Linked DNA regions of Homo sapiens: region 2 is linked to region 1. A link is an interaction called in ENCODE POLR2A ChIA-PET data of the cell type or tissue named here. Cell type or tissue: B cell. All regions are shown on one strand. Each heading gives the region's core, and the rest is flanking DNA. Links, peaks and the distances in the headings are about the cores only.

What was found. ChIA-PET counts read pairs that join two places held together with the same protein. Peaks named below come from ENCODE experiments on the same cell type or tissue, not always from the same donor. Only the 100,000 strongest peaks of a DNase experiment are listed, where the experiment ranks them.
Region 2: POLR2A ChIA-PET joins it to region 1 with 8 read pairs; 14 of 35 experiments call an interaction of 5 or more read pairs at or near these places.

Annotation. Positions count from the first base shown.
Region 1 is chr3:41,995,385-42,011,371 of GRCh38, forward strand. No RefSeq gene overlaps it. Among named protein-coding and RNA genes, the nearest start is that of ULK4, 41 kb to the left of the region's middle. RefSeq lists a silencer at 3,895-4,106. In B cell, for the core only: no CTCF peak of the experiment used is centred there; no DNase peak of the experiment used is centred there.
Region 2 is chr3:42,051,520-42,067,506 of GRCh38, forward strand. It overlaps a transcript of TRAK1 not described here and the pseudogene RPL7AP83. Among named protein-coding and RNA genes, the nearest start is that of TRAK1, 32 kb to the right of the region's middle. RefSeq lists enhancers at 3-504, 6,004-6,113 and a silencer at 10,264-10,483. In B cell, for the core only: no CTCF peak of the experiment used is centred there; a DNase peak (open chromatin) is centred at 6,262; H3K4me3 peaks cover 752 bases; H3K27ac peaks cover 2,288 bases.

The sequences.
Region 1 (15,987 bases), core at 8,665-11,164:
GTTAGAAGTGGAGTTCTACATACTTTATTTGGAATTCTTCTGTATGGGAGATTTTTTTTCTTCTTCCCCATGTATTTATTCATTTATGTATTTATGTCAACATGGATTCATGGATATTTATTTTGTACTTTGAGTTATAATCCAATACTACTTTATTTATTTTGTTGCTCAAATTCTTCCAGCTTTGGCCACTGGAAACTTTTTCAGTTGACTCCCATGCCCCTTTGACATAAACCCCATGATTGTGGGTTTAGTTTTTGTTTTAGTATGTCTTTACTTCCTGGCATTACAAGATACTCCAGGTTCATCTTGCATCACTGTGTTTTGCATGTGGTCTTTTAGCCTTTTTATTCGGATTATTATTATTATTAATTTTTATTCATTTTTTTTTGAGTCGGAGTCTCACTTGGTCACCCAGGCTGGAGTGCAGTGACACGATCTCAGCTCACTGCAACCTCTGCCTCCTGAGTTCAAGTGATTCTCCTGTCTCAGCCTCCTGAGTAGCTGGGACTATAGGCGCATGCCACCATGCCTGGCTAATTTTCGTATTTTTAGTAAAGACGGGGTTTCACCATGTTAGCCAGGATGGTCTCTACCTCTTGACCTCGTGATCTGCCCACCTTGGCCTCCCAAAGTGCTGGGATTACAGGTGTGAGCCACCACACCCAGCCCTATTATTATTATTATTTTGAGACAGGGTCTCGCACTGTCACCTGGGCTGGAGTGCAGTGGTGCTATCTCGGCTCACTGCAACCTCTGCCTCCCGGGTGCAAGCGATTCTCCTGCCTCAGCCTCCCAAGTAGCTGGGATTGCAGGCGCCTGCCTCCACGCCCAGCTAATTTTTTTGTATTTTTAGTAGAGACAGGGTTTCACCATGTTGGTCAGGCTGGTCTCAAACTCCTGACCTCGCGATTTGCCCACCTTGGCTTCCCAAAGTGCTGGGATTACAGGCATGAGCCACCGTGCCAGCATTTTTTTTTTTTTTTTTTTTGAGACAGAGTTTTGCTCTTGTTGCCCAGGCTGGAGTGCAGTGGTGCGATCTCGGCTTATTGCAACCTCAGCCTTCTGGGTTCAAGCGATTCTCCCACCTCAGCCTCCTGAGTAGCTGGGATTACAGGCATGTGCCACCACATCCAGCTAATTTTGTATTTTGTTGTTGTTGCTGTTTTAGTAGAGATGGGTTTTCTCCATGTTGGTCAGGCTAGTCTCAAACTCCCGATCTCAGGTGATCCGCCCACCTTGGCCTCCCAAAGTGCTGGGATTACAGGCATGAGCCACCGCGCCCTGGCCTTTTGTTTGTTTTTGAGACAGGGTCTCACTCTGTCACCCAGGCCGGAGTGCAGTGCCATGATCACTACTCACTGCAGCCCTGACCTCCCACCTGCCTAATCCTCCTAAGTAGCTGGGACCACAGGCACGCACCACCATGCCCAGCTAATTTTTTTATTATTATTTGTAGAGACAGGGGGTCTCCCTATGTTGCAGAGGCTGGTCTTGAACTCCTGGACTCAAGTGATCCTTCCCCTTTGGCCTCCTAGAGTGTTGGGATTACAGGTGTGAGCCACCGCACCTGGCTCCTACTGTGTATTCTTAAGTAAGATTAATGTCTCAAAGCATGATGTAGGCTGATGCAAGAAAAAAATTAATGTCATATTTTGATAAATATAAAATTGTTAAACATTTAAAAATAAATATATTAAAGAAATAGAAACACGCTGTAAAACTTTCAAAACAGTTGAGATGGGCAGAAAAAGAACCAATAAAATGTGCTCTATCCAACAGAGTTTTGAAATGGGAGGAGGGTGGTAAAGGAAACAATGACTTCAAGTTTCTTCAAATTGTGTGTTATTTCTTCTGCGTGCCCCTGGGATGGGCAACCTTGAAGGATGCTTTGGACAAGGCTTCTAAATGGAAGCAAACACAAATTTGAGTTCTTGTCAAAAGAAATACCCACCCTCTCTGCAGCAATGTCCAAGATGATCAGCCATAGATGTTCCTGCATTTTGGTCTTGGTTTTGTGCTTCTGTTGCAAAAACCATCCCACATGGGTTGGGGTAGTTTTTGTGTCCTGTTACATTCAGTGATTCAAATAAAATGAAAGGCATAAACACTCCTCATTTCTATTCCTGAAAGTCCTTCTTGGTCGATTAAAGTGACAAGCCTGGTACCTTCCTTTAAGAGCCTGCTGCTGCTGAGTCCTCAATTTAATTGGTCTATGTGGCATGAGTTTTGGAAGAATAAATATATTCTCCCTGATACTTGCCCTTAGCTAAGTTAGCTTCATCTTTGCCAAGTTCTTACAATCTACTTGGAGGTCATTTCTTTGGGGCTTATTTATATCTAAGGCCCAGTCAGAGCAACAGGAATCTATTCATATGGGTCGACTGCATGATTTTGTTAAATGTGTTAAATTTAGTAACACCAGGAGGAAAACATTCTACTAGCTAGTGCTGAGCAGTGCATGGTTGTTACTTTTGTTTTCTTCTCACAGTACTTGCAGCACAGAAACAGCTGACCCTGCCACTCCTCACCTCATCGCCCAATGTGGCATCATCACAGTGTCTAAGAAGTTTCCTTGGAGGATCTGTGCTTACTTTAACAGTTGCCAACACATAGGCCTTGTGCTAAACTCTGACCAAATGCAAAACAGTAACAGTAAGAGAAGTGTCTTAGTTTGGGTTCCCCCTAAAGTAGCCCCTGAGATATGCAATTTATCTGGAAGTGATCCCAGGAAACACCGGCAGGGGGACAGAGAATTGAGACAGGAAAGGAAGGTAGCTGCTGATGAAGGGTGCTTTATCAAGCAAAAATAACTGGAGCCCAATCACTTGAAGGAAGTCTGGAAGCCAGCAGAGAACGTACACTGCCCGAAGAGACAAAGGAACAGGGACTTCTGGAAGATCTTCAATTCCCCATAACTTCCAACCCACTGCATCGAGCAGAGCAGGCTTCAGTAGCCAGAGGATTAGGACAGCATGCTGGCAGCTGGTGCTGGCTCCACTACAGCTGTAAGGCTGTGGGGGATATGGGCAGAGCCCCAGCACTGTCCCCTACAATAGGTTTTTCCCAGTTCTTATCAAATAATTCTTTCAGATGTCATAACATGGTGTGATAATTCTTGTACCTTGCCTGACCATATGTAGTGGCATCTTCTTTTGGTAACAGGCCCTAAACTTTAGTCCCAACAGCCATGACCCAGCTGGGCCAATCATAAAATCTCATGCTTCCAAGTGAAACATAAAGTGAGCTAAAACCATAATCTTGTAATTTGAACTGATAAAGCTTTTTCTTTACAAAACATTTTCAGAATAACATAAAATAAATTGAATAAAAGTAGATATTTTGGCCAGGCGTGGTGGCTCACACCTGTAATCCCAGCACTTTGGGAGGCCGAGGCAGGTGGATCACCTGAGGTCAGGAGTTCGAGCCAGACTAACCAACAGGGTGAAACCCCATCTCTACTAAAAATACAAAAAATTAGCTGGGTGTGGTGGCAGGTGCCTGTAATCCCAGCTACTCAGGAAGCTGAGGCACGAGAATTGCTTGAACCCAGAGGCAGAAGTTGCAGTGAGCCGAAATTGCACCACTGCACTCCAGCCTGGGCGACAGAGTGAAACTCCATCTCAAAATATATATATATATATATATATATATATATATATATATATATATATATATATATATAAAATATATAAAATATAAAAAAATACTCTGTCTCAAAAAACAAACAAACTGCTGTGTTGTGGCATGACATTTTAGGTTTTATTTATTTTTTTAAGACAGAGTCTTTCTCTGTCACCCAAGCTGGAGTGCAGTGTCACATTTTGGCTCACTGCAACCTCTGCCTCCCAGGTTCAAGCAAATCTTATGCTTCAGTCTCTTGAATAACTGGGATTACAGGGGCTCACCGCTGCACCTGGCTAATTTTTGTATTTTTAGTAGAGACGGGGTTTCACCATGTTGCCCAGGCTGGTCTTGAACTCCTGGCCTCAAGTGATCCACCCACCTTGGCCTCCCAAACAGCTGGGATTATAGGCATGAGCCACCGCGCCAGCAGGTTTACTTATTTTTTATTTCAGTTTTGTCCACCCTAACAAATATACTCCCTGATGCCCACCCTTGAACTTCCATGGACTCTGGGCTTGGGTCAAGATTGCTCAGGGGAAAACAAAACAAAACATAGAAAGAGAGAGCTAGAAGCATGTTGCTACACTTAAAATATCAGTTACCAGAAACTCAGAAAGGCATACAAATTTGGAAAGATTTAAATAAGAGCAACTAAAGAATTAAAATAGCAGAGGTATTTTTCCATGAGGATAAACTGTGACTAATTCTCTTTAGCTTGGGGCTGAGCATGGTGGCTCATGCCTGTAATCCCAACACTTTGGGAGGCCAAGGTGGGAGGATCCCTTGGGTTCTAGAGTTCAAGAGCAGCTTGGACAACACAGTGAGACCCCCGTCTCTACAAAAATTTCTTTTAATTAGCCAGATGTGGTGGCACACGCCTGTAGTCCCAGCTACTCAGGAGGCTGAAGTGGGAGGATTGCTTGAGTCCAGGTGTTCTAGGTTACAGTAGACTACAATTGTGCTTCTTCTGCACACCAACTTGGGTGACAGGGCAAGACCCAGTCTCAAACAAAAAAAAAAAGAAAAAAGAAAAAAAAATACTCTTTAGTAGCTTAGGAAGAGGATTAGATGAGCTCAAAGTCCATAAAAGCTGAGATTTAGCTGGTGTCAACATACCATAAACGGAAAGTAGTATGGGACACCCATTACCCCAAGAATATTATTGTATAACTTGAATACAAATAGGATCTAGCAAGGTTTTGATAGGTGGTCACTTTATAATGGGTTGTGAAAGGGAAGTTAAGGAGGTTCAGGAAATATTCTCAAGATCTTTTAACTTTGATATGAGAAATGAGAATTACTACACTCTCCACATCCAACAAAACAGTAAAATGTTAATCAATGAAGGTATTCCAAGTCATATGGATCTTTGGTTAGATCCTGAAGGTTTGATCCAATCAACAAATATTTATTGAGCAACTACTATGTTCTAGACGTTGTGCTGAGAATACATCTGAGAATAAGACTACCTTGTGAATTAAGAGGGTTTAAGAAAATAAATAATATAATATATTAAAATGTGCTAAATTTTAAAAAAGACAGAGCAGGGTAAGGGGCATTGAGAGTGCCGGGGGAAAATAAGTGGCAGTATTAATGAGATGGTTCAAGGAGGCCTCATTGGTGAGCCATGTGGCTCATGCCTATCATCCCAGCACTTTGGGGGACCAGGAGGGAGGATGACTTGAGGCCAGGAGTTTGAGACCATCCTAGGCAATATAGCGAGACCTTGTCTCTACAAAAATGAAAATAAAAAATTAGCCAGAACGATGATGTGCATCTATAGTCCCAGCTACTCAGGAGGCTGGGGCAGGAGAATTGTTTGAGCCCAGGAGTTCGAGGTTGCAGACAGCTATGATCATCCCACTGCATTCCAGCCTGGGTGACAGAACAAGACCCCTGTCTTAAAAAAAAAAAAAATAAGTCTTATTGAGATGAGGAGAAGAGCCATAAGGATAAGTAGAGGAAGAACAATCCAGGCAAAGGAAATGGCCAGTGCAAAAGTTCTGAGGTGACAGTGTCTCTGGCATGTTCAAGGAACAGCAAGGAGACTATTTTTCCTGTGAAGTTAGTGAGTTGGAGAGAAGAGGAAAATGAAGTCAGTGGGATGAGGGGAGTAGACGGTGTAGGTCTTGTGGGCCATGGTAGAGACTTTTTTTTCTTGAGACAGGGTTTCACTCTGTCACCCAGGCTGGAGTGCAGTGTAACAAACACGGTTCAGTGCAGCCTCAACCTCCTGAGCTCAAGCAGTTTTCCCATCTCAGCCTCCCAAGTAGCTGGGACTACAGGTGTGCACCACCACTCCTGGCCCTGTAAAAACTTTTGCTTACATTCTGGGAGGAATGGGGAACAATTGGAGGGTTTTGAACGGAGGAGAGCCACGATGTGACTCACATTTTACAAGATCATTGGCTACTGCATTGAAAAATGGACTGAGGTAGGGCAGGGGCAGAGGGCAGGTGAACAAGTAAGAATTTAGGAGGTTCTTGCAGGAATGCAGGAGAAATGATGGTGGTTTGGACTAGGATGGAGGCAGTGAAGGCAGTAAGAAGTAGGTTCTGGATTATATTTTGAAGGTAGAACCAACAGGTTTTCCTGATAAATTGGATGTGGGGTGAAAAAAAAGGGAGAAGTCAGAGATAAATATAAGGTTTCTGCCTGGACAATTGAAATCTAGGAAACTGTGGAATAGTAGAATTTTTAGAAGTCCAGCAGCTCAGTTTTGGGCATAATAAGGTAGAGATGCCTATTAGACATCCAAATGCCAGTGTCAAGTAGGAAGTTTGTTTACATGAGTCTGGAGTTCAGAGGGAAAGTCTGGACTGGAAGTATAAACTTGGAGTTATCTATGTGTAGATGGTGTTTAAAGCCTTGAGATTAGATGAGATCACTAAGGAGTGAGTGTAGAGTGCAGTTTCCTAGAATCCAAGTAAAGAAAGTGTTCCAAGAAGAAAGATGACAAAAGTTGTGTCAAATGTGGCTGAGAGGTCAAGTAAAAGGAGAACTGATAATGGACCCTAAATGTAGCAATGTGGAGGTCAATGGTGACCTTGACTGGGTGGAGTAGTCTCAGTGGAATGGGTTTCAGGAAAAAATGGACAGAATTGAGACAGTGACGATAAGCAATTCTTTCAAATAGCTTTGTTATGAAGGATGACAAAAAACAGGGTGGCATCTAGAGGTGGAAGTAAAGTCAAGAGAGTTTTTTTCTTCTATTCAAGATGGAAGAAATATAGGGCAGGCATGGTGGCTCAAGTCTGTAATCCCAGCACTTTGGGAGGCTGAGGCTGGTGGATCACTTGTGGCCAGAAGTTCGAGACCAGCCTGGCCAACACAGTGAAACCCCATCCCTACCAAAAAATACAAAAATTTGCCTGGTGTGGTGGCAGGCACCAACTACTTGGGAGGCTGAGGCAGGAGAATCACTTGAACCCAGGAGGCGGAGGTTGCAGTGTCATGCCGCTACATTCCAGCCTGCGTGACAGAGTAAGAGTCTGTCTCAAAAAAAAAAAAAAAAAAAGACAGAAGAAATAACTATGTTTGTATGCTGGTGAGAATGCCCCAGTAGAGAGGAAAAAAACTGATGATGGAGGAAGGAGGGGAGAAAATTGTAATGATATACCCAAGCAGGTATATTAGTTTTCTAGGGCCACCATAACAGATTGCCACAAATTTGGTGGCTTAAAACAACAAAAACTTACTCTCTCAGAATTCTAGAAGCCAGAAATCTGAACTCAAGATGTTAGCAGAGATGTACTCCCTCTGTAGGCTCTAGGGGAAAATTTTTTCCTTGCCTCTTCTGGCTTCTGGCAGCTGCTGGCATTCCTTGGCTTGTGGATGCATCTCTCTCTTTTCTGCCTTCACATTGGCTTCTCCTCTGTGTGCGTTCTACTCTTCTGTCTGTTTTAAATCTCCTTCTGCTTTTCTCTTACTAGGACACTGTCATTGGATTTAGGGCCTCCCCAGGTAACCTAGGATGATCTCATCTCAAGATCATTAACTTAATGACAGGTGTGGTGGCTCACACCCGTAATCTCAGAACTTTGGGAAGCTAAGGTGGGCGGGTCACCTGAGGTCAGCAGTTTGAGACCAGCCTGGCCAACATGGTGAAACCCCATCTCTACTACTAAAAATACAAAAATTAGCCAGATGTTGGTGGCAGGCGCCTGTAATTCCAGCTACTCTGGAGACTGAGGCAGGAGAATCGCTTGAACCTGGGAGGCAGAGGTTGCAGTGGGCCGAGATCGTGCCACTGTATTCCAGCCTGGGTGACAGAGTGAGACTTCATTCCCCCCGCAAAAAAAAAAATTTAATGACATCTGCAAATCCCCTTTTCCCAAATAAGGTCACATTCATAGGTTCTGGATATTAGGACCTGAAATACATTTTGGGGGACCACCATTCACCCTAATGCAGTAGGTGAGAAGGAATGGGGTCTACTTCACACGGGAGGAGTCGGCTTTTGATGGGAGCAGGGATAATTCATCACTAATTTCAGTAGGGTGAATAGATGATTTGGTCCCAGTCACAACTAGGTGGGTAGACATAGTGGTGGGAGCTTGTAGAAGTTTTTTTGGGCTGGGCATGGTGGCTCACGCCTGTAATCCCAGCACTTTGGGAGTCCAAGCAGGGTGGATCACCTGAGGTCGGGAGTTCGAGACCAGTGTGACTAACATGGAGAAACCTTGTCTCTACTAAAAATACAAAAAAAATTATCCAGGCGTGGTGGCACATGCTTGTAATCCCAGCTACTCGGGAGGCTGAGGCAGGAAAATCGCTTGAACCTGGGAGGTGGAGATTGCGGTGAGCCGAGATCGCGCCATTGCACTCCAGCCTGGGCAACAAGAGCAAAACTCCGTCAAACAAACAAACAAAAAACAAGTTCGTTTGATTCCTTCCATTTCCTCAGTGAGATAAGAAACAAAGTCACCATCTGACAGTGAAGATGGGGAGGGAGTTGCTAGAACTTGGATATGAAAAGAAAAAATGTGTTGTAGTTTTCATGAAGAGTGGGAGAATGACTGGATTAGAGAGTTATTAATTGTTCAGCAGCAGTAAAGCTCACCTGAGATTCATGGTCATAATTTTTTTTTTTTTTTCTGAGACAGAGTCTCACTCTGTTGCCCAGGCTGGAGTGCAGTGGTGCAATCTCAGCTCACTGCAACCTCCATCTCCTGGGTTCAAGTGATTCTCCTGCCTCAGCCTCCCGAGTAGCTGGGACTACAGGCATGTGCCACCACACCCAGCTAATTTTTGTATTTTTAGTAGAGAGGGGGTTTCACCATGTTGATGAGGCTGGTTTTGAACTCCTGACCTAAAGTGATCCACCTGCCTCGGCCTCCCAAAGTGCTGGGATTACAGGTGTGAGCCACTGCACCTGGCCTAAAACAGGTAGATTTTATTTGCAATCCAGATTTCTGACTTCTTTTGAAAATCTAGGAGATAAGACAACATTGGGTTTGCATTTAGACATCGGAACAATTGTTAGAGCTCAGAGGTGGCTACCCAATAAAGACAGAGAAAGCCAGGTGTGGTGGCTCATGCCTGTAATCCCAGCACTTTGGGAGGCCGAGATGGGTGGATCACAAGGTCAGGAGATCAAGACCATCCTGGCTAACACGGTGAAACCCCATCTACACTAAAAATACAAAAAATTAGCCTGTAGTCCCAGCTACTAGGGAGGCTGAGGCAGGAGAATGGCGTGAACCTGGGAGGTGGAGCTTGCAGTTTGCCAAGATCGCGCCACTGCACTCCAGCTTGGGCGACAGAGCAAGACTCTGTCTCAAAAAAAAAAAAAAAAAAAGTGTGGTGGAGCAGATGGCTAAAGAGATGGATGGGGGCCAGTGAAGAATACTGTTCCCTGAGTGAAAGTTTGGGCTATACCCCTAGGTCACTAGGGCGTTGTTGAAGAGTTTACAGCACAAGAATGATAGCATCTGGTTTGTCTGAGGAAAGTAGATGGATTCAAGGCAAAAGACCAGATGCTGTAAAGAAGTTATTGTTATTAATTCATGGTTTTTCTTATGTCTAAAAAATCCATGCACAATAAGTCTGGTTTATAAACACAAGTCTTCATGTCTTTTTTTTTTTTTTTTTTGAGACAGGGTCTGGCGCTGTCACCCAGCCTGGAGTGTAGTGGCGCAATCTCGGCTCACTGCAACCTCTGCCTCCCAGGCTCAAGCTGTCTTTCCACCTCAGCTTCCTGAGTAGCTGGGACTAAAGGTGCATGTCACCATGCCCAACTAATTTTTTTGTATTTTTTAGTAGAGACGGGGTTTTTCCATGTTGCCCAGGCTGGTCTCGAACTCCTGAGCTCAAGCAATCCACCTGCCACAGCCTCCCAAAGTGGTGGGATTACAGGCTTGAGCCACCATGCCCAGCCCCTCATGTCTTAATCCTAGAATTCTTTTCCCGTGCCATTCCTCTCCTCTTCATTCTTCCCATTACCCAAGACTGAGGTTGACTCTCTTTTACTTCGCAGAGACAAAAGCAAAGTGTTTAATCAGTCATATGGGGCTAGCAGCCTGACTTTTTCAATAGTTTATGACTGTATACGTTAATTCACTTATCCAAGGGTCAGTTTCCTTATCTATAAACTGCAGATAATAGCTGTCTCATAGAGTTGCTGTCAGAATGAAGGAACTGATGTTACTAAAGCACTTAGCACATGGCTGGGTGCAGTGGCTCACACCTGTAATCCTAGCACTTTGGAGGCCAAGGCAAGAGTATCACCTGAGGTCAAGAGCTCGAGACCAGCCTGGCAAACATGGCAAAACTCCATTTCTACTAAAAATACAAAAATTAGCTGGGCATGGTGGCGCACACACGCCTGTAGTCCCAGCTACTCAGGAGGCTGAGGCAAGAGGATTGCTTGAACCCTGGAGGCCGAGGTTGCAGTAAGCTGAGATCTTGCCACTGCACTCTGGCCTGGGTGATAGAATAAGACTCTGTCTCAAAAATAAATAAATAAATAAAATAAAAATTAAAAAAATAAAGCACTTAGTGCAGTGCTACTTAGCACAGTGCTTGGTGCAAACTGTGCTCAATAAATGTGAGATTAAAATCTGGCATAAAATATTCTATGATGGCTGGGCACGGTGGCTCCTAGCTATAATCCCAGCACTTTGGGAGGCAAAGGTAGAGGATCACGAGGCCAGAAGTTCAAAACCAGCCTGTGCAACATAGTGAGACATGTGCCCCCTAATCTCTACCCCCCCTCAAAAAAAATTAACTGGGCTTGGTGGCATGCACCTGTAGTCTCAGCTACCTGGGAGGATGAGGCAGTAAGATCGCTTGAGCCCAGGAGTTTGAGGCTGCAGTGAGTGATCATAGCACCACTGTACTCCAGCCTGGGTGCCAGAGCAAGACACCATCTCTAAGAAAAAAAAAAGGGGGGTGGCAGCGCAGTGAGCGAGACACCGTCTCTAAGAAAAAAAAAAGGGGGAGCCGAATGTTGTGGCTCATGCCTGTAATCCCAGCACTTTGGGAGGCTGAGGTGGGCGGATCACTTGAGGCCAGGAGTTCGAGACCAGCCTGGCCAACATGGTGAGACCCCCATCGCTACTAAAAATACAAAAATTAGCCGGGCACGGTGGCATGTGCCTGTAATCCAAGCTACTCGGGAGGCTGAGGCAGGAGAATTGCTTGAACCCGGGAGGTGGAGGTTGCAGTGAACTGAGATCGTACCACTGCACTCTAGCCTGGGCAATAGAGCAAGACCCTGTCTCAAAAAAAAAAAAAAAAAAAAGAGATTTCAGGATAATGTGCATGTGGATGAAACATAATTGGACTCTGCTCTCCTTCTGAAATGGTGACAGGTTCAAGCTCTTTTCTTAGAGTATGTATGTGTTTGGGGTGATTATAGATGAATACCCCACAATCATGTGGGGTGCTCTCAGTTCAATTCAAGCTGATACTTTGTTTGTTGTAATTGTTCCATTTCCTACACATGTAATAATAGAAAACATTTTTCCCCTTTCCCTCACACACTAATTGTAAGATTGTCTGAGAGTTTTTTTTTTTTTCTTTTAGACAGGGTCTTGCTCTGTCGCCCAGGCTGGAATGTAGTGGTGCAATCATGGCTCACTGAAGCCTCTACTTCCCATGCTCAAGCAATCCTCCCACCTCAGCCTCCTGAGTAGCTGGGACCACAGGCATGCACCACCACACCTAGCCAATTAAAAAAAATTGTAGAGACAAGGTCACCCTATGTTGCCCAGGCTAGAAATATTGATTTTGTTTGTTTTGTTTGGTTTGGTTTGGTTTTTGAGAAGGAGTCTCACTCTGTCGCCCAGGCTGGAGTGCAGTGGCACGATCTTGGCTCACTGCAAGCTCCGCCTCCCGTGTTCACGCCATTCTCCTGCCTCAGCCTCCCGAGTAGCTGGGACTACAGGTGCCCGCCACCACGCCTGGCTAATTTTTTGTATTTTTGGTAGAGACAGGTTTCACCGTGTTAGCCAGGATGGTCTGGATCTCCTGACCTCGTGATCCGCCCGCCTCGGCCTCCCAAAGTGCTGGGATTACAGGCGTGAGCCACCGCACCCGGCCTAGAAATATTGGTTTTAATTAACCTTCAGCTATGGAACCCGATAGTCTACCAATTGCCATTTTTGAACCCATTTATGTTACAGTGGGTTTTAGCATATTCCTGAAGAATTACTGGTGGCAGTAGTGGTGGTAGAGGAGATGCTGTGGCAGCTGACCCTTCTGTGCTGGTCTTGATGTGGTCTGGTATTCACACCCTCCACAGCCAGCAGTGTGGAGGTTTTTGATTATCCACTTGAGTTCATCCTCCACACAGCGGCTAGAAGGAGGTTTTTAGAAAGTGAATGTGACCATGTCAGTCTTACCTAAAACTCTTTACTCCTTACCAGAACCATGAAGTCTCATTGCCTGGCTTTTCCCTGAAACCCCACCATGGCTCCAGCCATCGAGGGCCTTTCCCACTTCTGGGTCTGATCTTGCCCCTCCACTTTGCATGGTTGGTTCCTGTTCCTCCTTTGGGTCTCAGCTTAAGTGTTAGCGCCTTAGATCTTCCTCAACCAACTGATTTATCATAAACCCCCTTCTTATCCTACTTACAGCACCTGCATCTTTTTCTTCATAGCACTTTTCACAAACTATTTTTTTTTTGTTTGTTTTTTTGAGACAGAGTCTCACTCTGCCACCCAGGCTGAAGTGCAGTGGTGCGATCTTGGCTCAATGCAATCTCTACCTCCCGGGTTCAAATGATCCTCTCACCTCAGCCTCCCGAGTAGCTGGGATTACAGACGCACACCACCACGCCTGGCTAATTTTTGTATTTTTAGTAGAGACAGGGGTTTCACCATGTTGGTCAGGCTGATCTCAAACTCCTGACCTCAAGTGATCTGCCTGCCTTGGCCTCCCAAAGTGCTGGGATTACAGGCGTGAGCCACCATGCCTGGCCTTCACAAACTAATTAAATATGTATATGTGTATCACATTATCTGACTCCTCTCCTGGACAGAAAGGTCCATTAGGGCTAGGAATATACCCGTTTTTTTTTTCTTTTTTGACACTGGGTATCCTTCTGTCACCCAGGCTGGAATGCAGTGGCACAATCATGGCTCACTGCAGCCTAGACCTCCTGGGATCAAGCAGTCCTCCCACCTCAGGCTCCAAAGTAGCTGGGACCACAGGCACATGTCACTATCCCTGACTAGTTTTTTGATTTTTTTGTAGAGACAGGGCCTCCCTATTTTGCCCAGGCTGAGGAATGCATCTGTTTTACCCACTACTCTATCACCCTAGCCTAGTCCAACAGACACAGGCTGGGCATGGCGGTGCACTCCTGTAATCCCAGCGCTTTGGGAATCTCAGGTGGGAGAATTGCTTGAGCTCAGGAGTTGGAGACCAGCCTGAGCAACACAGCAAGACCTCGTCTCTAAAAAAAATAAAAACAAAAACCAAAAAAAATAGACACACACGCAAAACTGTCAATATATGACTTATGGATCTACTTTTTACAGTATTTCATTCATTCTTTTTTTTTTTTTTGAGATGGAGTCTCGCTCTGTCGCCCAGGCTGGAGTGCAGTGGTGCGATCTTGACTCATTGCAACCTCCGTCTCCCTGGTTCAAGAGCTTTTCCTGCCTTGGCCTCCCGAGTAGCTGGAACTACAGGCATGTGCCACCACTCCCAGCTAATTTGTTTTGTATTTTTAGTAGAGACGGGGTTTCACCATGTTAACCAGGTCGGTCTGGAACTCCGGACCTTAGGTGATCTGCCCGACTCGGACTCCCACAGTGCTAGGATTACAGGTGTGAGCCACCTCGTCCCGCCCTTTTTTTTTTTTCTTTTTGTTTTTCTTTTTTTTCTGAGACAGAGTCTCGTTCTGTCGCCCAGGCTGGAGTGCAACTGCATGATCTCTGCTCACTGCAACCTCTGCCTCCTGGGTTCAAATGATTCTCCTGCCTCAGCCTCCCAAGTAGCTGGGATTACAGACATGCACCACCATGCCAGCTAATTTTGTATTTTTAGTAGAAACGGGGTTTCACCCTGTTGGCCAGGCTGGTCTTCAACAGAAGTTGAAGTGATCCTCCTCAAGTGATCTGCCTGCCTTGGCCTCCCAAAATGCTGGGATTACAGGCATGAGCCACCGCACCCAGACATTCTTTCTGTATCTATTGACGGGGCATCTATGAGTCAGGCACTGTTGTTGGTGCTGGGACTGCAGCAATGAATAAAGCTGGTGTCAGGCATCTTTTATATATGTCCCATGTTGTATCTTAGTTAGCTTTTTTTGCTCAGCATCTACTTTTTTTTTTTTTTTTGAGACAAGAGTTTTGCTCTGTTGCTCAGGCTGCAGTGCCATCGTTCAGTTATAGTTCACTGCAGTCTTGAGTTCAGGGGTTCATGCAATCCTCCTGCTTCAGCCTCTTGAGTAACTGGAACTACAGGCATATACCTTCATACTTCCATAGCCAATTTTTAAATTTTTCTTTTGTAGAGATGGGGTCTTGCTATGTTGCTTAGGCTGGCCTTGAACTCTGAGGCTCAAGTGATCCACCCACCTTGGCCTCCCAAAATGCTGAGATTACAGGTGTGAGCCACCACTCCTGAACTCAGCATCAAGTTGGCCAATGGGAGATAGGAACTGGTGGCTAAATATTTCCTCCTCTGTCTTACATTCTGCGCAGTTCCTCAGGGGGCCTCAGTGGGACTAAGCTCCAGTTGTTTACAGAAATTTTATATCCTTCAATAGGCTTTCTTTCTTTCCTGTTTCATTCTTTCTGGTCCCAATTTCTTTTTCTACCCATATCCTACGGGATCATTTTCCAGAAGAAAGTATCTGCCCATGAGTCCTTCTCCAATGTTGCTTTTGGGGGGAACCCCAGCTAATATAGCTAGCCTTTTAATTGCTTTTGTTGGGTCACTTTCAACATTTCCACCTTGGGTCCCTGGATGCATTCTGGGTTCCTAATGGGTAGGGATCAGATATTCTATTTTGTATTTTCCCACAGTTACTAACGAGGGCCTGGCAAATGCAAGTAAACATAGATTAATTTCGATTTGATTCAACAAAAGGAAAGAATACAGTGGCTATCTGTGGCTCAAGGGAAGCCAGTTGCCTCTGTTGCAGCTACTTCTGCCTCATGCTGGATGAAGGGAGGACTTACCAGGGCAATTACTGTTTTCCTTTCTTGTATCCATTCTGCTTCCCTCCCAGGTTCCTGTTCCACTGGCTTCCAGCAGCAGCAGGTCAGCAGCTGCTCCAAGTAGTTCATCAGCTCAGTCAGGCCCAGAACTGGGGCTGTCACTGGGGCCCCGCCTGCCATCTGCTTCCTCCAAGCTGAGAGTAGGAGAGGAAAACTGGTCCCTACTCCTCAGGGGCAGAATCCACATGCCTGTCATCTGGCACTACAGAACAAATCAGGGACTCCAAAGAATGAATGACTTCAAAATTTTCTACCAGCCTTAACTGAATCTCATAGATATAGGGAGTGACAGACAGCTGGTAAAGGTGTAAAGAAAGTAGAACATATTTGGCAGACAAGCAGTAGTTAACGGGTCTACCGCTAATTTGATGCTCCTGTGGACACACACTACTTTTCTGCCCACAGTTTCCAGAAAATGAGTAGGTTGGACTAGATGATCTCAAAGAACCCCCAGCTCTAGGATTGTTAAATTACAGAACTGGAAGGAATCTGATCGGTCAGTTATACTTCAAATAGTCTAATTTTTTTTTTTTCTTGAAAGCCTTCACTGTTGGTAACAGCACCATGTCTATTCTAGATCCACTATGAGAGCTCCAGCATATCTGCTCTGGCATGCTCCCTGATGGGCATGCCCATTTACATACAGTTTTTTTGTAATTAAAAATGATTTTTTTTGTAATTAAAA
Region 2 (15,987 bases), core at 4,719-7,218, 52 kb after region 1:
TAACCCTGTTGGAAGGTCAGATGCTCTTAGCAGGGACTTCCCCTTTATCTGCAGCTTTCTCTAAATCCTGGGCCAACATCTGCAGCTTATTTTCTTGCTTTGGCTGTCCTTTCTCCATATGGACCAGCTTGAGCAGCTGAGTGGCTATTCGATGGCCCACGACCTGAGTGAACTGGCCTTCAAAGGCTCAGAGGAGATGGCTAGCCCTTTGCTACTTGCACTTGAATGAGCCATTATGAGAAAGATAGGATGGAGAATTCTGAGTGATCTGGGAGACTGAGAGACCTTTATCTTTTAAGACATGAAAGACAATGGAGGTCTGGCTGCTTCACCCCCAATTCCCAGAATACAGTCCTGGTGGCTATCCAGATGTGTGTGGCTGAGATTTTTTTCCTTCTTAAACTTATTCCTCTTTGAGCCCTATCTTCTCTACTACCCAGTGACGTGACTCATTTGGAAGCCACCCTGTGCCTTTGTGATATGACAGCTTAGCATGTGACCAGCTTTTGAATGATTAAATCTGCAGACTCCATCAGAAGCAAGGAGTAATCTGTGAAGTCCAAACTCACAAAGTAGTTAAAGATGATTATAAATTAAAGAAGCACCACCTGGGCGGGTCTCTAAGGGACATGGCATCAGCCCTGTGCTGAACAGTCCATTGTGTCATATCTTAGGGATTATGTGGCTTGACATTACTTGCTCTTTCAGCAGTAGCCCTCACTATAGTCCCCAACCAGTACCGTCAGCATCACTGGGAGCTTGTCAGAAATGCAAATTCTTGGGTCTTCAGACCTCAGAAACTCAGGCATGGGGGCCCAGCAATCTGTGTTCTAACAAGCCCTTCAGGAGATTCTGATGCTCTTTACTGGTTTAGATGATCTTGTAGACTGGTGCAAAAGTCAGTCCTTCTGGGTTTGGGGGTTGCTCCCACATAGCCTGGAAGGAGGGAACAGTAGTCTTATCTGAGGCTTCCTCAGGGAAATAACCCTCCAGCTTAAGGCCTCTTATGCTATTGTTGAGCAGATTCAGCCTCTGATTTAGGAAAGTAGCCAATTGGAGCAAAAAGCATGATTCAGTCTTGAAGGAAAAAAATAACTTGGGCTACTCTGCGTCATGTGAAGAAGTAACTGGGTCTCGTGTGGATGCCAGTGATAACAGTTGGCATACTGGGGATTTCCTTCTAATCTTTATTCTGTGTGCATGCAGGATGTGCATTTAATCTAGTTGGGATCCCATTGTATGCATTGTTCTGTATTGCCCCCTCCCCCATTATGAAAGAGTCCCGTGACACCACAGTGTTAAGGACTGAGGTGGTAAGGGCTCCAGGATGTCAGTGGCTATCAGAGGTCCCCAGCTCTGAGAAAACTGGTGGCTGAATGCGTAGTCCCCGAAGAAGTCATTTTCCCAAGGCATTTGGAGTTGTTGGTGCTACTGGCACATTTTGGACCTCTGTTAAGGGGAAAGACAGGGGGAGCTGACTGACTGGGCTACTCCATTGCCATTTAGATTTCCTGACTCTGCAAGCTGGCTGAATGTTGCTTTTTCATGTGCTGCCTGGACTAAAGCTGTCTGATTCTTTCCTTCTGAACAATGGCTGTTTTTATGAGATCTTGCTTCTCCCAGGCAGTGGCCCACACAGTGAAGTCTTTTCTTTCCCGTTTGTGTAAGCTAGTGGACCTTATGGACTCTGTCTGGCTGACTTTTCTCTAATGTTTACAGTTCGTGTAGTGTGATAGCCGAGCTCATTTTCCGTGTGAAGAAAAAGAAAAGGTGGATAATGGACCGCCTCCCCCTCCCTGCCTCCAGAAAAAAAGGCACTCAGAGAGAAAAGACTGCAGTCCCATTCAGAGTCGGGTGGGGGGGGGGGGCGGGGGATGGCAAAGGGGGAGGGTAAAAGAGGACCCTTAGGGCAAATGACTGTTCTGGGGATGGGGTGGGGAGTCAGCCTTCTTGGGGGAGCTGGGGATACTTTGTGTAGGGCCCCATTCTGTGGTATGGGCTTCTTTCCTCCTGGACCCTGGTGTAGGCTGGAGAAATCAGTATTATGGAAGCCACTGCCTCCTCACCCCGCCCCCAGGATCTAGGCCCAGAGGACCTGGCAAAAGCTGGGTTGGCACCCACACCCAGGACCTGCCCGAGCCAAGTCCACGCTGCCCCTGCCTGACCTGGGCTGGTCAAGTAGAGTAGGCCTGAACTGCCCGGGTGAAGGAGTATCCCAAGTCCATCATACCGCCTTTCCCCTCCCTCACCAAGGGAAAATGAAACCCCACGTGCCGAGGGCTACCTTTGCTTTTTCTGTTACCTTTGATGGATTGACTGCTCATCCCACACAATTGGGACCAAAATCTCTGGCCCTGCAATCAGTCTGCCCTACTCTGATGCTTGCTTAAGCTGTGACAAAAGATACTTGGATGCACAAAGGTCTCTTTTGAGTTTAATTGGAATTTCTCTAAACACTCTGACTCTCCCTGAATCTTCCCTGTTTCCTAAGACCAACATCGTGGAGTCAGTAGATTTAGTGAGCACCTGCTAATTACCACTGGGGTGTTGAGGATTCAGGGTAGACAGCGACCTGTCCTTATAAAGCAAGCTAACATTTGAGTATGTATCTGTGCATACTCAATGAAAAATGAATTTCATTATTTACCTGAATAACGAAATATTCAGGGCTCCTTATGTGCTAAGTACTGTGCTAAGCACTTTGTCAACATAATCAATAAATACTTTTGAAGTGAGTGACCTCCTTCAGCACCCCCTTTGGCTGGAGAGTCAGGCCTGGCTGGTTTCATGGTCCACCCTGCTGTCCTTCCTCATCTGGTGCCCCAGCCTGGTAGGCAGAGGCAAGGAGAGGCAGGTACAGGGTGCACCTTGAGAGCCTTGCAAGCCAGAATCAGGAGCTTGGGTTTTATTTTAGCAATGATAGGAAGCCGTAGGTGAGTTTAAGCAGGAGAATCATAAATAACTCACCCCAGGTCACCTCACCAGCAAATCAGTTATATAGCCAGACCAAGAACCAAGGACTTCACATTTCTACCTAGCCTGGTGCCTGGAAGAAGCATTCATTCCATTGGAAGACTCAGCTGTTTTCTATAAAAACAGCCTTCTCCTCTTTTACCACCATCGTACTTGTTCCCAGCATGGTAGAAATATTTTTGAAGTTATTTTATATATAGTAGAAATTGTATGTATGGTGAAAAGTGGAAATAACTTTTTTATTCCCTGAAGCAAACATAACTAAGTCAGTGAAAGTTGAATCATTTTCCATTTTACAAACTAACCATTGCCATGATTATCTCTGAACTTTTGTTAATAATACAGCTGTGTATGCCCAAAGCTGTAGACTTAAATTTTTTTTTAATTTGTAAATGATCTACAGCAAACTAGATTTTTTTTTTTTTTTTTTTTTTTTTTTTTTTTTTGAGACAGAGTCTCACTCTGTCACCCAGGCTGGAATACAGTGGCGCGATCTGGCTTACTGCAATCTCTGCCTTCCAGGTTCAGGAAATTCTCCTGTCTCAGCCTCCATAGTAGCTGGATTTACAGGCATGTGCCATCATACCCAGCTAATTTTTGTATTTTTAGTAGAGACAGGGTTTCGCCATGTTGGCCAGGCTGGCCTCAAACTCCTGACCTCAAGTGGTCTGTCCTCCTTGGCCTCCCAAAGTGCTGGGATTACAAGAGTGAGCCACTGCACCCAGCCTGAATTTTAACACATGTATAGAGTCATGTAACCACCCCAAGGATACAAAATAGTTCTGACACCCCAAAGAAACTGCCCGTAAAACTCTCTCTCTTTATAAAACTCTCTCCCATAGACTTTTTAAAAAGCTTTGTTAAAATAACAGCTTTATTGAGATATGATTAACATACCATTCAGTTGTCACATCTAAAGTATGGAATTCAATGGTTTTCAGTGTTTACAGAGTTGTGCAACATCACCACAGCAAATCTTATTTGTTGAGACAGGTTCTCTTGCTCTGTTGCCCAAGCTGGAATGCAATGGTGTGATCATGGCTTACTGCAGCCTCGACCTCCTGGGCCCAGGCAATCCTCCCATATCAGCTTCCTGAGTAGCTGAGATCACAGGCGTGTGCCACCATGCTCTGCTAATTTTTTAATTTTTTTGTAAAGATGGAGTCTCCTTATGTTGCCAAGGCTGGTCTTGAACTCCTGGCTTCAAGCGATCCTCCTTCCTCGCCTGCCAAAGTGCTGAGATTATAGATGTGAGCCACTGTGCCCGGCCATCCACAATAAATTTTAGAACACTTTCTTCACCCGCAAAAGAAACCCTGTATCCATTAGCAGTTACTCCCCATTTCCCCCAATCCTCTAGCCCCAGGCAACTACTAATCTACTTTATGTTTGTATAGACTTTCCTCTTTTGGACATTTGTTATACATGGAATCATACAATATGTAGTCCTTTGTGACTGGCTTTTTTCACTTAGCATAACGTTTTCAGAGTTCACCCATGTTGTAGTAGGTATCAGTACTTCATTCCTTATTATTGCTGTATAATATTCCATTGTTATGTATTTTTAATATTTAGTTTATCCTTTCATTAGTTGGTAAACTTTTGGATTATTTCCACTTTTTGGCTATTGTGAATAATGTTGCTGTGAACATCTGTAGACTTTTTTTTATTGTGGACATTTGTTTTCATTTCTTTATGTTGATACCTATGAGAGGAATTGCTAGATCATGTGGTAACTCTGTATTTAACATTTTGATAAATTGCCAGACTGTTTTCCAAAGTGGCTGCGCTATTTTACATTCCCACCAGCAGTGAGTGAGGGTTCTGGTTTGTCCATGTCCTTGCCAATGCTTGTTATTATCTGTCTTTTTGATTATAGAAATCCTTGTGGGTATGAAGTGGTATCTCATTATGGTTTTGATTTGCATTTTCCTGATGGTTAATGATGTTGAGCATTTTTTCATGTGCTTGTTGACTTTTGAAATTATTATTGAAATAATTATTGGATAACAGATGTTAAAAACATTTCAACAGAAGCAGAAATATTTTATATAATTGATTTTAAAATTATATTGAGCAAAGTTATTAGCTGATTATTAAAGAGATTATTTTACCCTGGAGAATTATTAGAAATTTTGAAATTAAAAACATTCTTTTGTTTACCCAGAAATCTAGAAGAAAGGTTAAAATTTCCACTTTTTAATATTGTCCCAAGTGCAACATAAAAGTATGCATTTTTCATATCTTAACCTTTAAATGTATGCCATGTTAGGATACAATATTGAGTGCTTGTATATTTTTGAATTCACAGTCCTTTTTTCTGCCCCGATTGTAATAATAGGCTATTCTACATCCTTCTTAATACCTTTTAGCTCAACATTTCTATTTCCAATATTAGGATTTTAAAAATAAAAATCTTGTGTGAGAGACAAAGTAAAGTACCAAAATTGCCTCAGTTAGAGGAGCCAGTTTTCTGTGGATTTGAACCAACCTGTAACCTGAGCCGTGCACAGCTGCCATGAATAGAACAGGGACCTGGTGAAGGGCACCTTCTGCCACTTTGGCCGATTGAGATCCAGCAACCTCCTGGCTGGCAGTGATCATGAAGATGGGAACTAGGACACTGGTGCATTTTAAGGTGCAGTAATTAAAGGCACTCTAAATTACTCTTTGCTGTTTAGACCACCTGGGCTGTCCAGTGCTACTTTGGATACCAAGGAAAATGGAATATTCTTATGTAAATATGGATGGACCATGAGCTCCTGGAGGGCTGGAATCCAGTTTTGTGCAATTGTTTTCTCCACAAAGACTGACAGTAGGTTCACGGTCCTGCTTCTTGAATGAAGGAAGAAGGGAAGGAATGAAGGGTGAATGATGGGAGTAACAGAAATTGATTGCCAATTCACATCCATCTCTGCCACACTTTCTTCTTTCCTAATAGAATCCAGATTTCATTCCATTCTTAAGCCTCCTTTGCAGCATGCTGGAGTAGGGGTTGAGGAGGCGTCCAGTGGGTATTGATTGGTCCAGGCCAATCACAGTGGCCCCATTCCCTTTGCTGTAGTTGTGACTGGGCCGATTGGGATCAGAACAAGTGGGCTGCAGTTTCCTGGGGAGGTTTTGTTATGTTTGCTGGTGATGCTGTATCTGCTGCTCTCATCTTGTGATCTGAGGAGAACCTGCTGGAAGGCGAGCACTGACCTGCTGTGTGTGGCCAAGCAGAAAGGGAGCAGACGAACTTAGATTCTGGGGTTGGCTCTGTCTCATTTGCATCTTGGGCAGGCCACATGTCTCTCCTCCATCAAGTGTCCTGTAACCTGGAGAACTCACCCTGGTTCACCTGACACGTGGCCCACACCATGTTAATCAGTTTGTGCTTTTATTCTTAAGTATTTGAAGGAACCAGAAAATACAACCAACTGAAAGGCGTTTTCATTTTAAATGCCTGTAAACCTGAACATGTCATTCAGTGAGCTTCCTTGTAAAGCTGAACTCAAATATCATTTCCTCCTTTACTGCTACCCAGGTTTGCCCTTCGCCCCTTGGTTGGGTTATTTTTGCCACCTTTAAGCTCTTCTGGTTTGGCTGCTGCTTCTCTTACTGCTCTGCCACAGTGGGCATTTCATTGGGAAGTGAGACTTGTGGCCGGCTTCTGGGTAAAATACTCCTTGGAACCTCCTCATCTTTAAAATATAGATAATACTCATGTACCTTGGCAGTTGTGGAGATTGACGAAGACAAGGTTTGTTTGTAAGTATGCTTTTGCCTTTAAATTTCATTTTATCATGTTCATCTTTATTATGATAACTGAGGACTGGAGGGAACCTTTATTTTTAAATTTAATTTAATTTATTTATTTTTTGAGACAGAGTCTCACTCTTGTTGCCCAGGCTGGAGTGCAGTGGTGTGATCTCAGCTCACTGCAACCTCTGCCTCCCGGGTTCAAGCAATTCTCCTGCCTCAGCCTCCCCAGTAGCTGGGATTACAGGCGCCCCCGCCACAACGCCCAGCTTATTTTTTAATGTATTTTTGGTAGAGACGAGGTTTCACCATGTTGGCTGGTCTGGTCTTGAACACCTGACCTTGGACGATCTGCCTGCCTCGGCCTCTCAAAGTGCTGGGATTACAGGCATGAGCCACCATGCCTGGCCTGGAGGGAACCTTTAAAGTCAACCTGTCCTACCTCCTGGCTGATGCAGGGATCTCCCTTTAATGTCCATTGTGGGCCTTGCCCATTGTTTGGTGGCCCATTTGAATTGTTGCGCTGAGCTCCCACCCCCACACACAACAGATCGTAAGATACGCCATTGCTTTATGTACCTCTAAGAAAGCAAAAAATGCTACAAAGTAAGCATAGTAAAGGACGATTGGCTATAAGACAAAATTCAATTTTAGAGATATTGAAATGTGAAAAAATGTGTATCTTAAGAGATTTACTCTTTACCATCTGCTCTGTGCTGCAATTTTTTTAAAGATAAAGTGCTAATTTACTGAATTTAAAATAAATCCAGGTGTGTATGCATGCGTGTATATATTTGTATGTATATGTATACACACAAATATACATACGTATGATATAAGTAGGCTTTGGACTTCAGGGAACTTTTTTTTTTTCCTTTTGAGACAGGGTCTTGTTCTGTTGCCCAGGCTGGAGTGCAGTGGTGCGATCATGGCTTGCCGTAGCCTCAACCTCCCAGGCTCAAGTGAATCTCCCCCTCAGCTTCCTGAGTAGCTGGGACTATAGGCATGCACCACTATGTCTGGCTAATTTTAAAAAATTTTTATTAGAGACGAGGCCTCTTTGTGTTGCCCAGGCTGGGACTTCAGGGCCCTGTCAAGTGTGCTTCTGTGTGTATACAGATTTTGAGATTCCCATCCCTGCTCTCCACTCCAGGATAGGACCTGAGTTAACCATATTTTAGAAAGATAATGACTTGTCTTCATCAGTTATCTTTTTGATAGTCTTTATGAATTCTAATAAAATTTTCAAAACAGTGGCTAAAAGAGAACTGTGGCCTGTTTCTCCCTGTGCCTATCAGCAGGCCTCGGGGATTTCCTTTCTTCCTCGTGGACACTTCTGTGCATTTTCCTACAAGAATATACGTGACAGGTCATGTATAGTTTTCCTTCATATTTGTGTTCTATTAAAAAAATCATCCAACTCAGAAAGCTTTTTATTTTCCAGAAAAAAATTTAAAAGTGACTTATTTCAGAGTATTTTTATTCTTCTACAGAGAGACAGCTAGCTGTGATGGAGGCTCTTCTAGGCAGGATATAGGGTAACTTAGATTCTTGTTCTGGCTTCACCGTTTGCTTGTGGTACTTCAGTTTCTTCCTCTGTGCAGTGGGCATAATAACGCCTGCTCCTTTGACTTCACAGATCATTGAGGAATGAGTGAGATTATATAAAGTAATATACTTAGTGTGGACAATGATACAATAAAGCATGGAGGACAGTGTTACAGGTACATAGCAATTCTGAAAGTGCTTGTTTGATATTAATCACTTCTTTCTTTCCCCCTGCATAAGAAATGTCTTTTCTTTTTAAAAAACATTCTGTTTTTTTCCCAATGATTCCAGAGAACCATGTCAATAAGACTCACAGGGGAAAGCCCATAGAAGGTTTTCAAGAAATCCTGTTAGCAGTGAACAAAACACACAAAAGCTCCATCCACATGGAGCTTACATTCTATTTGGGAGAGAGGGGAAATAAACAAATGAGTATATTGTAGTGTATCAGAAGGAATAGCTTCTAAGAAGAAAAATAAAGGAAGGGGATGCCGAGGGGTTGAGATGTCAGTTAAGATATGAAAAAAGACAGAGATGGCTACAGCACCACGGTGGGGGGTGGGGGGTGGTGGTGGGTGAGGGCGGGTGGTAAAGGGAGATTCCAGGTAGAGGGAATAGCAGATACCAAGACCTCTGGGTTCTGAGGAGCAGGGAGGAGAGACGGGGCAGCTTTGAAACTGTGGGACAGGAGAGTAATGTAACGGTAGAGGAGTGCCTCTTTTTCCAGGCGTGGTCCCTTAGCAGTCTCACTGGTTTATAGTCTCAGTCTGTCATTGGGAACAAGCCTTAATGTGAATGTTGTCATATTAATATCACACCTGTTTGTCAGGTCATTTTTGGCTGCTTTTTTTTTTTTTTTTTTTGAGACGGAGTTTTGCTCTTGTTGTCCAGGCTGGAGTGCAGTGGTGCGATCTCTACGCACTGCAACCTCCGCCTTCCTGGTTCAAGTCATTCTCCTGCCTCAGCCTCCTGAGTAACTGGGATTGCATGTGCCCGCCACCACTCCTGGCTGATTTTTTTTATATTTTTAGTAGAAACGGAGTTTCGCCATGTTGGCCAGGCTGGTCTCGAACTCCTGACCTCAGTTGATCTGCTCACCTTGGCCGCCTAAAATGCTGGGATTACAGGCATGAGCCACCGCGCCCGGCCTTTTTTGTTGTTGTTGTTTGTTTGTTTTGCAGTTTTTTGGGGATCTCATCAGGTTCATTTAGGGCTAAATAAACTGACCCTCCAAGGGACTTAATGACTTATGCTGAAGGACCCTGTGAAAACCTAAATGGTATGCTTCAGGCCTGGAAGCTGACTTAAAAGTGCATTTTAAAAAGTTCTTTGTTATGGTATAATTTTAGATTTATAGAAAAGTTACAAAAAGTGTGCAGAGTTCCCATACACCCTTGACCCAGCTTCCTCTAATGTTAACATCTTACGTAACCATTGACCTTAAGTTTTCAAGTGATGGGTGTGTGTCTACATCTGTGCATGCGTGCATGCACACACCCACCCACACACGCACCCCCCCATGCACACCTCCCCCACGCACACCCCCCCATGCACACCCCACCCCCCCACGCACACCCACACACACACACACAGTGCCAGGGAGGCAGCCCTGTTGTCTGTCAGCCTTTTCATAGCTCATCATATTTACACCTCCTGGATACAGAGTGGACCCTGGCCATGGCAAAAGCAGGCAAGGAGCTACTTTGAAGCTGAAGTTCCAAAGCAGGAGATACGGGGAAAACAATCAGCTGCTACAGAGCTCTGAATATCATGTGAACCCAGTGCCACTTGAACTTTATTTAGTAGAAGATTGGCCTGAGACACTTAATATAGAAATCCCAGCCATCATGTGAGAATTCCATTCCGTGCAAGTACAAATACAAGAGAATTTGGGAATGTTCACTTTGGCTTGTGTTATGCTAAGTCATCTCACTTCTTTCCCATCTAATTTATGAATCAGAACACCAACAATATATACCAGTTTATTAACTAATGAATCAGGAGCAACAAGCCCATCCATCTACCCATCTGCATGGATTTGAGCTTTATTCAGTAGTACTTTGCCTTGGAAATGGTCCAGGTTATTTTGGAAACGGATATTCAATTCAAATGATGACAGCCATTGGCACTCACTCTGGGGCTCAGGAGGGAAACCACGCCCTTCTAGGCTATTGCTGACGCCATCCCTCCAGAATGCAGCTGTCTCGGGTGGAGGCTCTGGGACAGCTGCTTCTGGCTAAGGCTGCCCATTTGGGAGAAGGGGACATTGAAATTGCAAGAGGAGTCATGGCTGAGAGAGATCCTGCTCATATGTGTGGCAGGAATCCTACAGCAGACAAGATTTTGACAATGGACAAGTCACTCACCTTCTAACATGTCCACTTTCCTGTGGATGAAGTGGAATTTTCCAAAAGCAGGAGTACAGTGCTGCCTGTTACTCTTGTGAAACTCTCAATCTCTTGGTGAACTACTGGTATTATAAAGGAGTGCCGTATTAGCGGAGGTGCAAACAAAATGCTTCAGTGCTTTTGATTCCTTTGGCTAAGGATAGGTCTTAATTTTGAATATTTTTTTTCCTACTAGGGCCAATTTCAAAAAAAATCAAGTTTGCATTCACATGTTTAATAATTCCAGTTATACTTTTAGCATTAAAAAATATGCTTGTCTTGGAGACTATTTTTTAACATTTCAGAATCTACAAAACCAGCTTAAATACAGCATGACTATACTGCTACCCCTCTGAAAAACTTTGTATTTGAGTCCTGGCACCTCTGAGGCTTCTTCATGTTGGTGGTTTTTATTTTCCTTTTCACTGACCATGCATGCTACTCTGTGTGAAATAGGGTTTGTGAAATAGGTTGTGTCAGCGCTATCTGTATGCCTTAAAACAAAGTATTATGCTGTTGAGAAAAAGCAAAACAAGGATAGGTCTTTAACAAAGACTATTTAGGCTGCTGCTGCCTAATATAATTCTCATCAGTGAAGTCTTCACTTTGTTGGAAAACAGTGCCTGACACTCCCTTGTGTCCTGCCTGGTGGGACTTCCCTACAGCCCCTTGAGCTGTTTTCCAGGCTCTGCACTGCAGTGAAGGCGTGTTTGTCTTATGAGGGGATGTGCACTGCACTTTCACCTGTATTACCTCACTCCCCAGAGCCACCTTAGGAGATGGATGACATTATCCCTGTTTTTGAGATATGGAGGACGTGCTTCAGAAATTTTAAGAAACTCAAACAAGGTCACACTGGTAGTGAGTAGTAAAGTCAGAATTCCAGGCCTGGTTTTCCAGTACCAAATCCAGTGCTTATTCTCACAGACCATGGGTCAAATCCATCCCACCGCCTGCTGTTATAAATAAAGTTTTATTGGAATACAGCCACACCCATTCATTTCCATATTTTCTGACTGCCTTCCAGCTACAACTGCGGAATTGCAACGGAGACTGTATTGCCCTCAAGGCCTGAAATAGTTATTATTTTCCGCTTCGCGGGAAAAGTTTGCCAAGCCCTGCCCTAAGCCATTGCTGAAGGAGCATCCGGGTTTTGTCTGTCAGTACATTCCCCACTGCCCCTGCCCAACCAGGAATGCCTTTGTGATGCAGTTCTTGCTCTTTTGTAAAGGTGGGGCTGGGTGTGGTGGCTTGTGCCTGTAATCCCAGCACTTTGGGAGGCTGAGGCGGGCAAATCAGTTGAGATCAGGAGTTTGAGACCAGCCTAGACAACATGGCAAAACCCTGTCTCTACAAAAATTACAAAAACTAGCCAGGCCTGGTGGGACACGCCTGTAGCCCCGTCTCCTTGGGAGGCTGAGGTGGGATGATTGCTTGAGCCTGGGAGACAGAGGTTGCAGTGAGCTGAGATTGTGCCACTGCATTCCAGCCTTGGTGACAGAGTGAGACTCTGTCTCCAAAAAAAAAAAAAAAAGTGGTGGGAGCCACACAGTGAAAAAAGCATATGTGCCGGGGCAGCCCAGCTGTGCCTTATTGTCTGCTCTCTGGCCCTGTGGTGGGCTGAAAGTTCTTACCATACTCCCATCCAGATGTAGAGTCTGTAACCTTTCCCCTTGAATCTGCGTTGGCCCGGTGATGTATTTTGACCAATAGTTTGCGGTAGAAGTGACACTGTGTAACTTTTAAAATTGAGTCTAAAGAGATCTGTAATTTCTGTCTCATACTTTGAACACCCCTTCTTGGGATCCAGCCAGCATGTGAGAAGCCCTGGTGGCCATGTGGAAATTATATCCACGTGAGAGAGAGGCCCAGTCATCCCTTTCAGAGCACTAGAGATGGGAGGGAACCCATTTTACATGCCCAGCCCTTATTACTATCTGACCTGAGGGAGATCACAAATGCCTTCTGTATTGGGTGGTAATGATACATCACAAAAATGCGAATGCTCGCAGCCAGGCGGGCGCTGTGGCTCAAGCCTGTAATCCCAGCACATTTCAAGCCTAGGTGGGTGGATCCCTTGAGCCCAGGGGTTTGAGACCAGCCTGGGCAACGTAGCAAGACCCTGTCTCTACCAAAAATACAAAAATTAGCCAGTCTTATAACCCGGTCTCAAATGAATAAATAAATAGAGGGATACAAATTAAAAAAAAAAACCTTTAAAAAGAATTCTCTTACAGTCTGATGTCAATGTTGGAAGATTAAGAAATAAAATAAATTTTTGAACTTGCTGTCTGAGTTACCCAAATGTAATTTCTAAGAACTCTAAAATATTATCACCTAGAATCTAGGAAGCTACCATGTGATCCTAGACTAATAGCATAGAATGAATGTTGCTTCATTATGAACTTATTATGGAAATACAAATACATAATAAATACTTTAAGCAGACTATAGACTGTTTCCTAAAATACTGAAGTTAAAATATTTGTGCTAGACTTCCTGATATGAAAAGCTTTTCTCATAATGATTTGTGAATTAATTTTACCATAGAATAGTAAGGGTATATTTTTAATGGGTTAAGTAGCTATACTTAAAAAATACATGCCAGGCATGGTGGCTCACACCTGTAATCCCAGCACTTTGGGAGGCCGAGGCGGGCAGATCACGAGGTCAGGAGATCAAGACCATCCTGGCTGACACGGTGAAACCCTGTCTCTACTAAAAATAACAAAAAATTAGCCAGGCATGGTAGCAGGTGCCTATAGTCCTAGCTACGCAGGAGGTTCAGGCAGGAGAATGGCGGGAGGCTGAGGCAGGAGAATGGTGTGAATCCGGGAGGTGGAGCTTACAGTGAGCTGAGGTCGCGCCACTGCACTCCAGCCTGGGTGACAGAGCAAGACTCTGTCTCAAAACAAACAAACAAACAAACAAAAATTAGCTGGGCATGGATGCACACACCTGTAACCCCAGCTACTCTGGAGTCTGAGGCACGAGAACTGTTTGAACCTGGAAGGTGGAGGTTGCAGTGAGCCAAGATTGTGCCACCGCACTCCATCCTGGGCCACAGAGCGAGACTCCCATCTCAAATAAATAAATAAAATAAGATAAATAAAAATACAGATTGAGTATCCCTTTGCCAAAATGCTTGGAACCAGAAGTGTTTTAGATTTCAGATTCTTCTGGAATTAAGAATATTTGCATTATACTTGCGGATTGAACATCCCAGGTTTGAAATTCTGAAATCCAAAATACTTCAATGAGTATTTCCTTTCAACACCATGCCAGTGCTCAAAAGTTTTGGATTTTGGAGCATTTTGGGTTTTGAATTTTCAGATTTGGGGTACTCAGCTTGTGATTATGTTGCGTAAAGGCTATTCAGTTTGATATTAATCAGACAATATCAAACTGAATAGCCTTTACCCAACATAATTGGGCCACAGAATTGTGGAAGTACTGGAATAGTTTTATTTATTTTTTAAGAAACAGGGTCTCATTTTGTTGTGCAGGCTGGAGTGCAGTAGTGCCATCATGACTCACTACAGCCTCGACCTCCTGGGCCCAAGCTATCCTCTCACCTCAGCCTCCCAAGTATCTGGGACTATAGGCGTGTACCACCACACCTGTCTCATTCTTAATTTTTTTATAGAAATGGTGTTCCACTATGTTTCCCAGGCTGGTCTCCAACTCCTGGGCTCAAGTGATCCACTCGCCTCAACCTCCCAAAGTGCTGGGATTATAGGCTTGAGCCACCACACCTGGCTATCTCTTGAATCCTAACTCCATGTTGAGCTTTTAAAGGGTTTTCTTATTCCTTGTGCCAAAAATGCCTTTTCTACCCTTCCAACAGAACAAACCCCTATTAAAGTTTTAGTTGAGGCTGGGTCCAGTGGCTCACGCCTGTGATCCCAGCATTTTGGGAGGCTGAGGCAGGCAAATCACTTGAGGCCAGGAGTTCAAGACTGGCCTGGCCAACATGGCAAAACCCCGTCTCTGCTAAAATTCCAAAGATTAGCCAGGCATGGTGGCACACACCTGTAGCCCCAGCTATTTGGGAGGCTGAGGCACGAGAATCTCTTGATTCTCGGAGGCAAAGGTTACAGTGAGCTGAGATTGTGCCACTGCACTCCAGCCTAGGCAATAGAGTGAGACTCTGTCTCAAAAAAAAGAAAAGTTTTAGTTGTGAAGGGGAAGCTCTGAAGTGTGTTAGAACCCCTAAGTCCATGGAGGGATTCACTTGCTCTGAAATGGGATGGTCATGGAGAGAGAGAGAGAGAGAGCACCCAGCGTGGGAAGGCTGGGTGTGGACATCGACCCCCACCCCCACCCCAAGCAGCAAGGTCATGAGCCGTGCAGAAGTGGGACCTTCCGCCGTTGGTGCTTCTGGAAGTAGTGCCCAGCAAGGACCAGTGAGGAGCTAGTATTCCTTAGCTTAGGCACGGCTCAGTCCTCCCTGCCTACCATGCATGCAGTTTGTAGCCTGTGTGTTTCCTGTTTTCATTTCCTATCTTGCTATTACTTTTATGCATTGGCTTATCACAGCCCACTCACTCTAAGGCCATCTTGCCATCCCATGACATGGTCACTGAAGGCCCAGCTGTCACTGTTTATTCACTTGGTGTGTACATGACTGTTTGGACCCGTTTCCTAGTAACGGCCCTGTTAATTTCAATGAGAAAGGCTAATGGGGTGCCTTTTTCAGGGGCTGGGGGGAGGGATGATGTGCTCCCTTTAGCCCCTCTGTGTCTTTGGTCCTTGACCTCACTGTTTCCTGGGGGATTCTTATACAGAGGCTCTTGGCTTCTTCTCTCAATACCACACATTCCTAATTATTTGTGCTACTTCTTGAGTAATCTTGAGGTCTGCTTTGGATTACTTATCAAAAGTGGCTGATAAAATTTGAGCTGTCGTTTCCCAGATGTGTGTGTTAGTGCTTCGTAGAGAATTTCTTCTTTGTACTCAAGTTGATTTAAGTCTAGAATCTGACTTTTAATTGTGGACCAAGCAAAACCCCCTTGCCTCTCTAGGGATTATTTAGAATTAATAAAATCAAGTACTTTTTCACACGAGCCTGAAGGAATTGTTAACTGAAGGAACTTTTATGTGATACAGTTTGTTCTGAAAATTAGGTATTTAAGGACTTTGTCAATTATGGTTAAGCACATTTTTTATTAAAAAGAACAAGATATGTAGCTAAGTGGCTGTGTCCGGGCTGAGATGTTTCTTCTCACTCGATCCTACAGTGAAGTCAAAATATAGTGACAGATTCAGTTTCCATAGCTGCAGAATCTGTTTTCAAAAACACAAGGCTGTGATTTCACTGTAGTTCAGTGCACATTGA